2 separate regions of the Mus musculus genome follow, and region 2 is linked to region 1. A link is a loop called in an ENCODE intact Hi-C map of the cell type or tissue named here. Cell type or tissue: gastrocnemius. All regions are shown on one strand. Each heading gives the region's core, and the rest is flanking DNA. Links, peaks and the distances in the headings are about the cores only.

The links. Hi-C counts contacts between places; a loop is a spot of excess contacts. Peaks named below come from ENCODE experiments on the same cell type or tissue, not always from the same donor. Only the 100,000 strongest peaks of a DNase experiment are listed, where the experiment ranks them.
Region 2: it touches region 1 in a loop (2.1-fold over the local background); 5 of 42 quality-filtered maps call a loop at or near these places.

Annotation. Positions count from the first base shown.
Region 1 is chr19:37,507,338-37,512,719 of GRCm38, reverse strand. No RefSeq gene overlaps it. Among named protein-coding and RNA genes, the nearest start is that of Gm32294, 16 kb to the right of the region's middle. In gastrocnemius, for the core only: a CTCF peak has its summit at 2,786 (motif pointing right); a DNase peak (open chromatin) is centred at 2,809.
Region 2 is chr19:37,560,834-37,566,215 of GRCm38, reverse strand. All of the region lies in intron 1 of Exoc6 (exocyst complex component 6), which reads right to left. Among named protein-coding and RNA genes, the nearest start is that of Exoc6, 13 kb to the right of the region's middle. In gastrocnemius, for the core only: CTCF peaks have their summits at 229 (motif pointing left) and 2,253 (motif pointing right); a DNase peak (open chromatin) is centred at 2,270; H3K27ac peaks cover 2,577 bases.

The DNA of each region.
Region 1 (5,382 bases), core at 125-5,124:
AACTCTGCCAGGTATGCCATCTCCTTCCTAAAAATTATATAATTTCCACCATTACAAAAAAAGACTTCCTTCGACTGTTTTCTCACAGTAATGGTCTTAAATAAATAAATAAATAAATAAATAAACATCCTAAATTTTCATTAATGGTTAAATAGACTAAGGACAGCCTTAAAAAAAATAAGGCTGGTAAATCTGTCCATGAAGTCATAATTTGGCAGATTGAAACAAGAAAGGTAGATAGAAAGAAATATATGTCACATTGTTGTTGTTGTTGTTGTTGTTGTTTCTGCACTACTGGGAATGGAACCCACAACCTTAAGTATGTAAGGTAAACTCTCTCTCTCTCACTGAGCTACATCTCCAGCCCTTACTTTGCTGGGTTTGAAACATCAAATTTGCCTTTCTGGATATGGATAGTCTTATACATATAAAAGCAGGGAACCAGATCTCAGGACATGACAATGATAGCAGTAGCTGCTTCTAGGGGGAGAGTAAGGCAAGGTGGTTGGTTGTCTTAGTTAGGGGTTGTACTGCTGAGAACAGACACCATGACCAAGGTGGGATCATGGCAGCGTCCAGGCAGGTGTGGTGCAGGAGGAGCTGCGAGTTCTACAATTTCATCTGAAGGCTATTAGGAGAAGACTGGCTCTCATGTAATTAGGAGGAGGGTCTTAAAGCCCATGCCCATAATGACACACTTCCTCCACTAAGGCCACACCCACTCCACCAAGACCACACCTCCTAATAGTGGCACTTCCTGGGCCAAGCATATTCAAACCACCACAGGGTTCAAAGGGGCTTCTAATGTGTTCCCTGCTGGCTAGTTTTCATAGCACTGCTTGCTATATGGACTGCTGGGGGAGATGCCCTCAGTGGTATCCAGCAGCAAATCCTGAATACTACAATACAGACGTTCCGGGCAGGAGGTATTACTGGTAAAATAGTGGTATGACTGTTAATAGGGACAACCAACCCACTTGGGATTGACTTGAGGCCTGCTCTACTAGAGGGAGTTCATGCCTGGAACGGTAAACTTAATCAAAAGCCCACATGTGGGAAGGTCATAGGCCCTAAGGGCACCTTCCTCGGTTGTTTTACAGAACGGGCCCTTTCTCAAACTGCTTCTAAATACTTTTGATCCCGTATATTAGTACTGCTCTCAATCTAGGCCAGAGAAACTTCTCCAACAGAGGCCTGCAAACTTGCCCTTCAATAGCCCTAGGGAAGGCCAGCACACATTCCTGCCCTCCTCTTCCTCAATTTAGCACCAAGAAAGACAGGCACTCAACGGCTCAATTTAAATGACTTTTCCCCCCCATGTTATCTATTCTGAATACAGTATTCACTTCTTAAAAACAAAAAAGCAAACAAACAAACAAAAAAAAAAAAACCAACTCTGATTTGGATTTCTGTCCCTTGTTCTCTTTTAAAGTTAACACCTCGTTCTCGGAACTCCACAAACTCCCAGAAGCCTCCTCTCCGGGCCTGCCCTCCTCTCCGCTATCTTATTAGGTTCTCTGCAAACGCTTCCTAGAAAACCATCTCCTACAACACTGGTGATTTGGATATCAAACCATTTCCTCTTGTGCTCTGATTTCATTTTCAAGTTCTCAGTTCTAGGCTGTTCGGGGGCTCTGACTTGTTCCAAAAAAAGAAAGTGAAATGATCAGAGCAAGCCAGTCCTTGATTGCAAAAGTTCTGGAAACTCCTGGCCTCGGAGCGATCGGTTCCTAAAAGCAAATTGTTCCTCAAATTTTTAATAGATAAATGAAAATAAATAAATATAAATAAATAAATTAGCCAGACTCTCCTCTACTTTCTTTTTTGTTGTTTTTGTTTTGTTTTGTTTGTTTGTTTTGTGTTGTTTTTTGGGGGTTTTTTGGTTTGTTTGTTTTTTGGTTTTTGGGTTTTTTTTGTTTGTTTGTTTGGTTGGTTTTTCTGAGACAGGGTTTCTCTGTGTAGCCCTGACTGTCCTGGAACTCACTCTGTAGACCAGGCTGGCCTTGAACTCAGAAATCTGCCTGCCTCTGCCTCGAGAGGGCTGGGATTAAAGGCGTGCGCCACCACGGCCCAGCTCTCCTCTACTTTCTTAAAACAACAACAAAAACAAAACAAACAAACAAACAAAACCCTTTTTTTTTCTCTTTGATTTTCTTAATATCCTAAACAATGAACTTTAATAAACAAAAGAGGTGACAGAACCTAATATTTATTTACTGTGTGCCTGATACAAACTAAGCACTGTACCAACATTCAGCATTTAATAGTTTTAATGATAACTCCTGAGCCCTGCTTTGGGGACACCAGCAGTTCAGGCTCTTATGTTTGTAGTTTTTGTTGTTGTTGTTTTCATGTTTTGTTTTTTTTTTCCTGTGTGTACCCAGGTTCCCCATACCCAGTTTTGAATATTCACACCCCAACTCTCTAATCTTTTTGCTAACACCTTGTAGTTTGGCCCTTGATTATTTCGCTCAGTGATTAGCGCCTCTACAATAAGTGTTAATCTCTCTTTTAAAATACCTCAAAGCTCTTGTCTACCCTTTCCTAAATGTTGCTGCCCCAGTCAGGGTATTCCAGAGAGGCTATCCCTATTGTGAGCCCTATCAACAAAGGCATTTCCCTTGTACACGATCGGCTCGGGGAAAGCCTGTTTCAAATCTTGTGGCTCAGTTAAAATTTAGTATTCCACTTCCAGGTCGCACCCACAACATACTGCAGATTCCTATTATGGGTAGCTTGTTACTGCTGAAGGCACAGACTGATGCAGCAAGAGTAGCAAGTCGACCTCTAGAGGGCGCCCTCGGCAGTTGCATCCGGGAAGAGTGGCTCCAAGTCTGAGCGAGCCGAGATAGCACCCTGAGGGGGTTCAGTGGCACTAGTGTAGGAGCTGGAGCCTACTCTACAGCAGCCAGAGCAGCTGCCAAAGCTCTGCCGACCAGTGTGAGAGCACCACCAGCACTCTGTATCCAGTTTTCTCCTATAGTGTTCATGAACTGGTATATGAACGAAGTTGGTCTCTAAAGGCCGTCTAGAACAACGGTTCTCAACCCGAGGGTCGCACCGGGGTCACCTAAGACTACTGGGAAAGCACAAATATTTACATTACGACTCATAACAGTAGCAAAATTACAGTTATGAACTAGCAACAAAAAATAGTTTTATGGTTGGGGATTACCACAACATGAGGAACTGGATTCAAGGGTCGCAGCATTAGGAAGGTTGAGAACCACTGATCTAGTGGGGAGCCCTTAGCAAGCACCCCGCATGAGGAAGGACTAGCAGGAGAAGTTAAGTTTTCCTTTTATATTGAAGAGAGTGGCTTTCATCTTCCGTGGCAGGTGGTCAGTTTTCATTTGGACCATGGAAGTTCTAACACTTAGTTTCCAACAAAGGTTGTTTTTCCCCGTCTGCCCCACCTCTACATCAGACTTCTGGGGGGACTTATCTCCTTATAAAAAGTACTCAAATTTTATCATTTGTGTCATTATTGCAACTAACTTTATTATTTCTCTTTACAGCACACACCTTTAAGGTGCGATCTACTTTTGTATCAGCATGCGTCCCACTCACCCACTCTTTGGTATCCATACAGCAAACATTCCCAACCCATTTTACAGGTCAAAAAGTGGAGGTCCAAAGAGACTGAAATTACACAGCCATGTACTGAGTGAAGTTAAGAATTTAAGATTGAGCCGGGCATGGTGGCACAAGCCTTTAATCCCAGCACTCGGGAGGCAGAGGCAGGTGGATTTCTGAGTTCGAGGTCAGCCTGGTCTACAGAGTGAGTTCCAGGACAGCCAGGGCTATACAGAGAAACCCTGTCTCGAAAAATCAAAAAACATAAATAAATAAATAAATAAATAAATGAATTTAAGATCACTGAGCGTGGTGTAGTAGTACACCCCTTTAATTCTAGCACCCAGGAGGCAGAGGCAGGGGTTCAAGACCAGCCTACTCTACACAGAGACTTTCTGTCTGAAAACCAAAAGATAAATAAATTAATAATAATAATAAATACAATAATTTAATGGTACATTGTTCAACTTCCACAACTAAGAGCATATCACCAGCTCCTTTGGGTCTCCTCCTGTGCCGTCATAATTGGTGTGAGCCAATTCATAGCAGCAGAAAAAGAACTAGAAACAACCAGCACGTATCACTGCTGCATGGGGCTAGGAGAGCGTGCATCTGTCCATTGTCAAGACAAATGGGACAGGGAACCCCAGAACCAGACATAGTAGTTGTAACCAGTTGTGAGTCATGGAACTGGAGCAGAGAAGCAAGAATTCCAAAGATAGAGTCAGGGACAACCATGGAAGGACATGTCGTTTTGATATTCTTCACCCTCATGTTCACCTAGACCAGGTAGACCTGGACCAATGAACCCTGAGATAGTAAGTATGTGATATCAAGCCAGGTTTTAGGAGGAAGCTACAGGGGCAAAGTCAGCTCCATTTGCTCCAGCTTTTAACTAGTGAGAACTGATGAGCAAGCTTTCTGAAGAACTGAAACAGAAAGAGAAAGGCTTATTTAAAAGGAATGTGTGATTGAGCTTTGTGGCTCCTGCCTTTCATCCCAGCATCCCACGAGGCAGAGGTACAGTCATCCTGTGAGTTTGAAGCCAATCTGGGCTATGTAATGCATGCATTCCAGGCCAGCTGTGGTTGTATAGTAAGATCCTGTCTCAATGCAGACTGTAATTGGATTGTGTTGATGTACCTATAAGAAGGAGAAGAGGTATCAGAGAGCTGTCTGGCAGAGAATAAGGTATTTGAAGCAAGAAAGCACAAAAAGACGCCAAGTCAGGAGCCAGTGAGTCCCTCCCTGGCTTTGGACTTTTAGCTTCTAAAACTGTGAGAAAATCAATTCTGTTAATTTGGACTCCCTGCCTGTAGTTTTTCTCATACTCTCTAAAGCAGACTAACAGCCACCTGTAAGCCTCAGATCCTTTATCTGAAAAACTGGGACAGTAATGTTACCCTTGCCGTAGTGTTGAGGACATTAAATGAAACTCTGTGTGTGTGTGTGTGTGTGTGTGTGTGTAGTGTTTAGAAAGATGACAGTCATACAATAAGAGCTAATTAATAGGATCTGTGTAATAAAATTATGGCATGAGATGATGTAAGAACTCTTGACATAGCCGGGTGGTGGTGGCACATACCTTTAATCCCAGCACTAAGGAGGCAGAGGCAGGCAGATTTCTGAGTTCGAGGCCAGCCTGGTCTACAAAGTGAGTTCCAGGGCAGCCAGGACTACACAGAGAAACCCTGTCTCAAAAAAACCAAAAAAAAAGAAAAGAAAAGAAAAGAAAAAAAAAGAAGAACTTTTGACATAACACCTACTGCTGGTTAATAAATGATAGTATCAACATTATCATAAAAT
Region 2 (5,382 bases), core at 116-5,115, 54 kb before region 1:
TTCCTGTGTTTTAATTTTAGCAAGTAGGGATGCACAAAAACACTCTCTTCCACGCAGTTCAGCTTTGTAAGCACGGACAGAACCCATTCTCTTCTGCATCTCACACACCAACGCCAAGCATTCAGGTCTAAGAGGTTCTGTAAATTGTGGTCTAGTATTATGGGGCTTTGGGGATTTAAACAAGGGAATTAGCTTTCAAAGATGCCTTTTTGAATTATTTGTATAGGACTCCACCTAGTGGTTTAAAATGAGAAAATTAACATCTAAAGGGTGAAGTAAAAATTAACGCTTTTATTACCAACCGTAATCTGATAAGCTGACCTGCGTCTGTGTTCTGATAGGTACCACAAGAAATACTTTACGATTTTATTTTGGTAAAGGAAAGGTGAAAAAAAGTTATGTTTTTACAGAAATGTAACAAAGGATTCATTTCTGGTAACAGTCATTTTTAATCATAAAGCACACAGTCTTGTAGCATTTTCAATATTTTTTTCTTTCACTGTGTTTTCATGATAAAGAATAAGTTCATCATACAATATCTAGGAAGAAAATAAAATGTACTGCCTCCCAAAACATAATTATTTTTCCCTAAAACACCATTTAAACATTTTGTAATAAGAAATATAATTGGCCAAAAAAAAAAAAAAAAAAGAAGAAGAAAGAAAGAAAGAAAGCCAGGTGTGGTGGTGGTGCACGCCTTTAATCCCAGCACTCCGGAGGCAGAGGCAGGCCTGGTCTACAGAGTGAGTTCCAGGACAGCCAAGGCTACACAGAGAAACCCTGTCTCGAAAAGAAAGAAAGAAAGAAAGAAAGAAAAGAAAGAAAGAAAAGAAAGAAAGAAAGAAAGAAAGAAAGAAAGAAAGAAAAGAAAGAAAGAAAGAAAGAAAGAAAGAAAGAAAGAAAGAAAGGAAGGAAGAAGGAAGAAAGAAGGAAGGAGGAAAGAAGGAGGAAGGAAGGAAGGAAGGAAGGAAGGAAGGAAGGAAGGAAGAAAGAAAGAAAGAAAGAAAGAAAGAAAGAAAGAAAGAAAGAAAGAAAGAAAGAGCAAGCTGGTCCAGGCCTAGGTCTGCAGTGTTATGCCAAAAGACACTACAGTGGCCACCACAAAACTTTAATTGCTTTCAAGAAAGAGAAAGGAGAAAGACTCACAAACGCTAAAAACTCAGAGAAACCCAGCCAGCATCTCTGGGCACTAGTGATCCTACCTTCAGCTTGTGGTGTCAAATCTTTCTAAAACCTTTTTGAGAAGAAATTTCGCAAACACATCTCTGGCAATACTTTAGGAGCCACTGACTTGAGGCCCGTGAGTCCCTTTTCTACCTCTTCAAATATCAGCCTCAAGGGCACACTCTGGCCAGGTCCTCGGCTCACACAGGAGGCTGAATCTGCATCTCTAGCAGTGAAGCCCGTCTCATGCCCTCCCTCCTCTCAGGGTGAGCGGCTTGCTACCTTCTAGCCAGTTCTTCTGATGCCAAATCAAGCTTCGTCTCCAGCATACCATTCTTAGTATATTTCTAATATACACTTAATATTTCATATTCATGAAATTGCTTATCATTTATCTTTAAGTAATCTCAAGTTTAAATTTAATTCTTAGATTCCGAATACCACTCTTATTGCTATCATAAGTTTTCATCCTTGGCTATTAAGGATTGAGAATAATTCAGTCTCTTCAGAAGCACTTCAGAATCCACCTGAGACCTGGAGCTGCAGCCAGAGATGGGCCTGTAAACCTCAAGTCTTTTCCAGGCTCTGGGTTTTCAGGGACAACTATGTAAACACCAATGAGGTAAATAAAGCTTTATTTAAAAATAGTGAAGAAGAGGCCATGTAGGAGAAAGGCTCTTTATTTAGTGTTTTTTTTTTTAAAGAAAAAAAAATCACATGATCTGGAATTATTTTCTTTTAAACAAATATCAGATCCCATCTAACTTAAATTAGCAAGACATTTGCTTAAGAAACTACTTAATTCAGGGGGAAGATTCCATTACAAAGATGCTTTATCCTACATATGCCTCAATATAGCTTACATTTCTTTCCAGCTTCAGCTCAAGACAGCTCCTTCGGCATTTTACACTAGATAACTCTCCAATCATGCAACTTTGACAAGCCTTCCACACAAAGTCTATACTATCTTTTTCACTCGAAAACCACATCAACTTTGTTTAGTGTATTTTTATCTTCTCAGATACTTGAGAAATGATGAGGTCTTCCACCTTTATATTCAATTCAGAAGTGTGAGGATATAAAAAGAGTTAGTCACCAGAGGGCGCTCTTCACCACCAGGTGAACCAGCAATCTAACAACTGCCTCAAAGTACATCAATCGAACAGTCTAATTGACCTCTGAGAAGTATAAAAGCAAAATAAAAATAAGATTTCTCTTTTGTTTTTGTTTGTTTGTTTGTTTATTTGTTTGTTTGTTTTGCTGACATAGGGTCTCTCTGTGTAATTCTCGCTGTCCTGGACCAGGCTTACCTTGAATTCATACAGATCTGCCTGCCTCTGCCTCCCAAGTGCTAAGATGCCTGGCTAGATTTTTCTTTTTAAAGCTATTTTTATCTTGTTACTTATTACTTTAAAATTAGCATTTACGTGGTGAGACAGAACTATAAACACAACAAAAATTCTCCCAACTCAAGCTTCTATAAGAGTGGCCAGCCCTGCACAGGAGACAACTCTGTCTGTTACCCGCTACCTGACATTTAATTGCCATATGGTACTGAAAGAACACACACACACACAAACACTTTATCAAATATTACATTATAGTCACTATTTGACTTTAAAATAAATGTATAAAAAGTATGTGTATTATATATATATATCACAGGCTGATAAAAATCAGCACTGACTTTAATTAGATGAATTGAATATCAAACTGTGCTTCGTTTTTCTAGATCGGCACTAAATACCTACAAATAGATTACTTGATAATTTATTCATGGTGTGTGTGGATGATGCTAAAGACATGGGTTAGTAAAACAACTGAAGCTTTCTAACAGAGGTATGAACTGTTTCACCTACTTCATCTTTCTGTATTTACCGTGATGTATGTATGTTATGTATGTATGTATGTGTGTGCACATGCACCTGTGCCATGGTGCACACACAGAGAACAGTTTGAAGGAGCTTGCTCTCCTTCTACCATATGGATTCCAGGGATTGAACTCAGGTCAGCAGGCTTAGCAGCAAGCCCCTTTACCAGCTGAGCCATCTCATCAGCCAATTTGTACAATGACATTAAAAAAAAAAAAAAAACTGGGAAGCACCACCTGACAATCTAGAGATAAGTCCCTAAAGCCAAATTAAAATGGGAAGACTATGTGGAAACATGATGCTGATTTTGCAAGCTTTCCCCCCAAACCATCTATAATAATGAACTGCTAAAAATTAATATAACAACAATAACACAAGTAAAGGTTAAGGTATCCTGAAATTGGCTGGACAGTCAAATACTAATGAGGTATTCTCTGGCTGCAAAGTAATTGGGAGTTTCTAAGAACTTTGTGGGAGGAGCTATAGAAACACAAGATCCAACTTCTTTTGTTAATCCTGGAAAAGATTTCTAGTTTATAAAACACGTACGTATTCTTTGTATGTTTGCCTGGGAAACAGTTTATCTAATTTGCTACATACACATGCTCTTAAAAGGCTTTATAAGGAAGCTAGTAACAAAGCTCAGAGGTTAGGAGCCCTTGTTGCTCTTACAGAGCTCCCGGCACCCACACAGTGGCTTAAACCCATCCATAACTCCAGTCCCAGGCCCTTTTCTGAATTTTGTGGCACCAAGCATGCATGCGGTGCACAAACATACATGCAGACAAAACACACATAAATCTAATAAAATAAATGTAATGCTTTATAAGATAATGGCTACCTGATTCCTCACGTTCGTTTGAAATTTGAAATATTCAAAAATGTTTCTCCAGGCGTGGTGGTGCATGCCTTTAATCCCAGCACTTAGGAGGCAGAGGCAGGCGGATTTCTGAGTTTGAGGCCAGCCTGGTCTACACAGTGAGTTCCAGGACAGCCAGGGCTACGTGGAGAAACCCTGTCTCGAAAAACAAAAACAAAACAAACAAACAAACAAAAATGTTTCTATTAACAGAGCTAACATACCCCACCCCACTGTAAGGTAAGAAGGGGATTGAGCCACTGGTCTTGCCCGTCTGCAGCACCAGAGCAGGAAACACATTGTGAGACTTATCTGGCTTGCCTGGGCTCCCTGAAGAAGCAAGGTCCAAAAAAATGAAGGGATACTTTCTTAAATTTCTGATGTTGAATTTTATTTGCCTGTGTTCCTCGGTGTGAAGTTCCTGTAATTCGTCCTCACTAATAGTACCCTATCCCCATGTACAGGAAACATTAGTTAACATTAGTTAACATTACTTCCTGTGCCCAGCGCTGACACCCCTGTGACTGGCATTAGCTCTCTGCAGCACTGGGTAATACACAGCACACTCACTAATGGACATCCTGTGGGAGAGCTGAGGTGTAATCAGCCCGCACAGACTTGGCAATAGACTTCCTCCTTCCTGTTGTCACATTCCTGACCACAGAGATGTCTCTTCCTGTTTACTATTGGACTGCTTGGTAAAACGCAAAGGGCGAGAAAGGGCAGCACCCAACTTGGGTCACCTTACTTGTCCTCTAGAATAAACAACTGCTAACATCATTTTAAATTTAAAAACCTCGAACAATTAAATAGACTAATGCTTGTGGATAGAGACTGCTTTCCTAGAACAGTTTAGAAAATTTAACAAAAATACCAGGTGGTATGGGGCAGACCTAGCACCCATTCTGCCACTAGCTTTAAGGTTGAACTATAACACTTTGCCAAAATCCCTCACAGCAACATTCATTTACACTTAAGAAGAATGTGCTAAAGAGTTGGCTTCTCGCCAAAACAGCAAAAAGACTAGAATGAGAACCTAAGGACTAGAATCTCTTTAAAACCCACCGTTTAGAACTGCTGTGCCAACAGGAAAAGCACAAAATTCAAACTGCAAAATGTCTCTGAAACAGTAATAAGGAGAGCTCAGAATATATGGGCTACGGCCAAGGCGAAAGCAGATGCAAACTAAAATCACCTGAGAAAAACTCACTGCACCGCATTAAACAATTACATCAATTAAGCAAAGGGTCCAAATCTGAAAAGCCAGAAAGTGAATAGAGGACGGACTCCTCAGTCATGAGAGCAGAGTCAGGAAATCATCCGCTACCACACCAAAAGGCAGGCTTTAAAAATTCAAAAAAAAATTCAACAGACCAAGGCCAGGGGACGACTTCATTGGTAAAATGCTTGCCTCGAAAGCACAGCGACCTGAGTTTGATCCTTACAACCTGCATTTTAAAAGCCAATGTACAGGTGTGCACTTGTAAT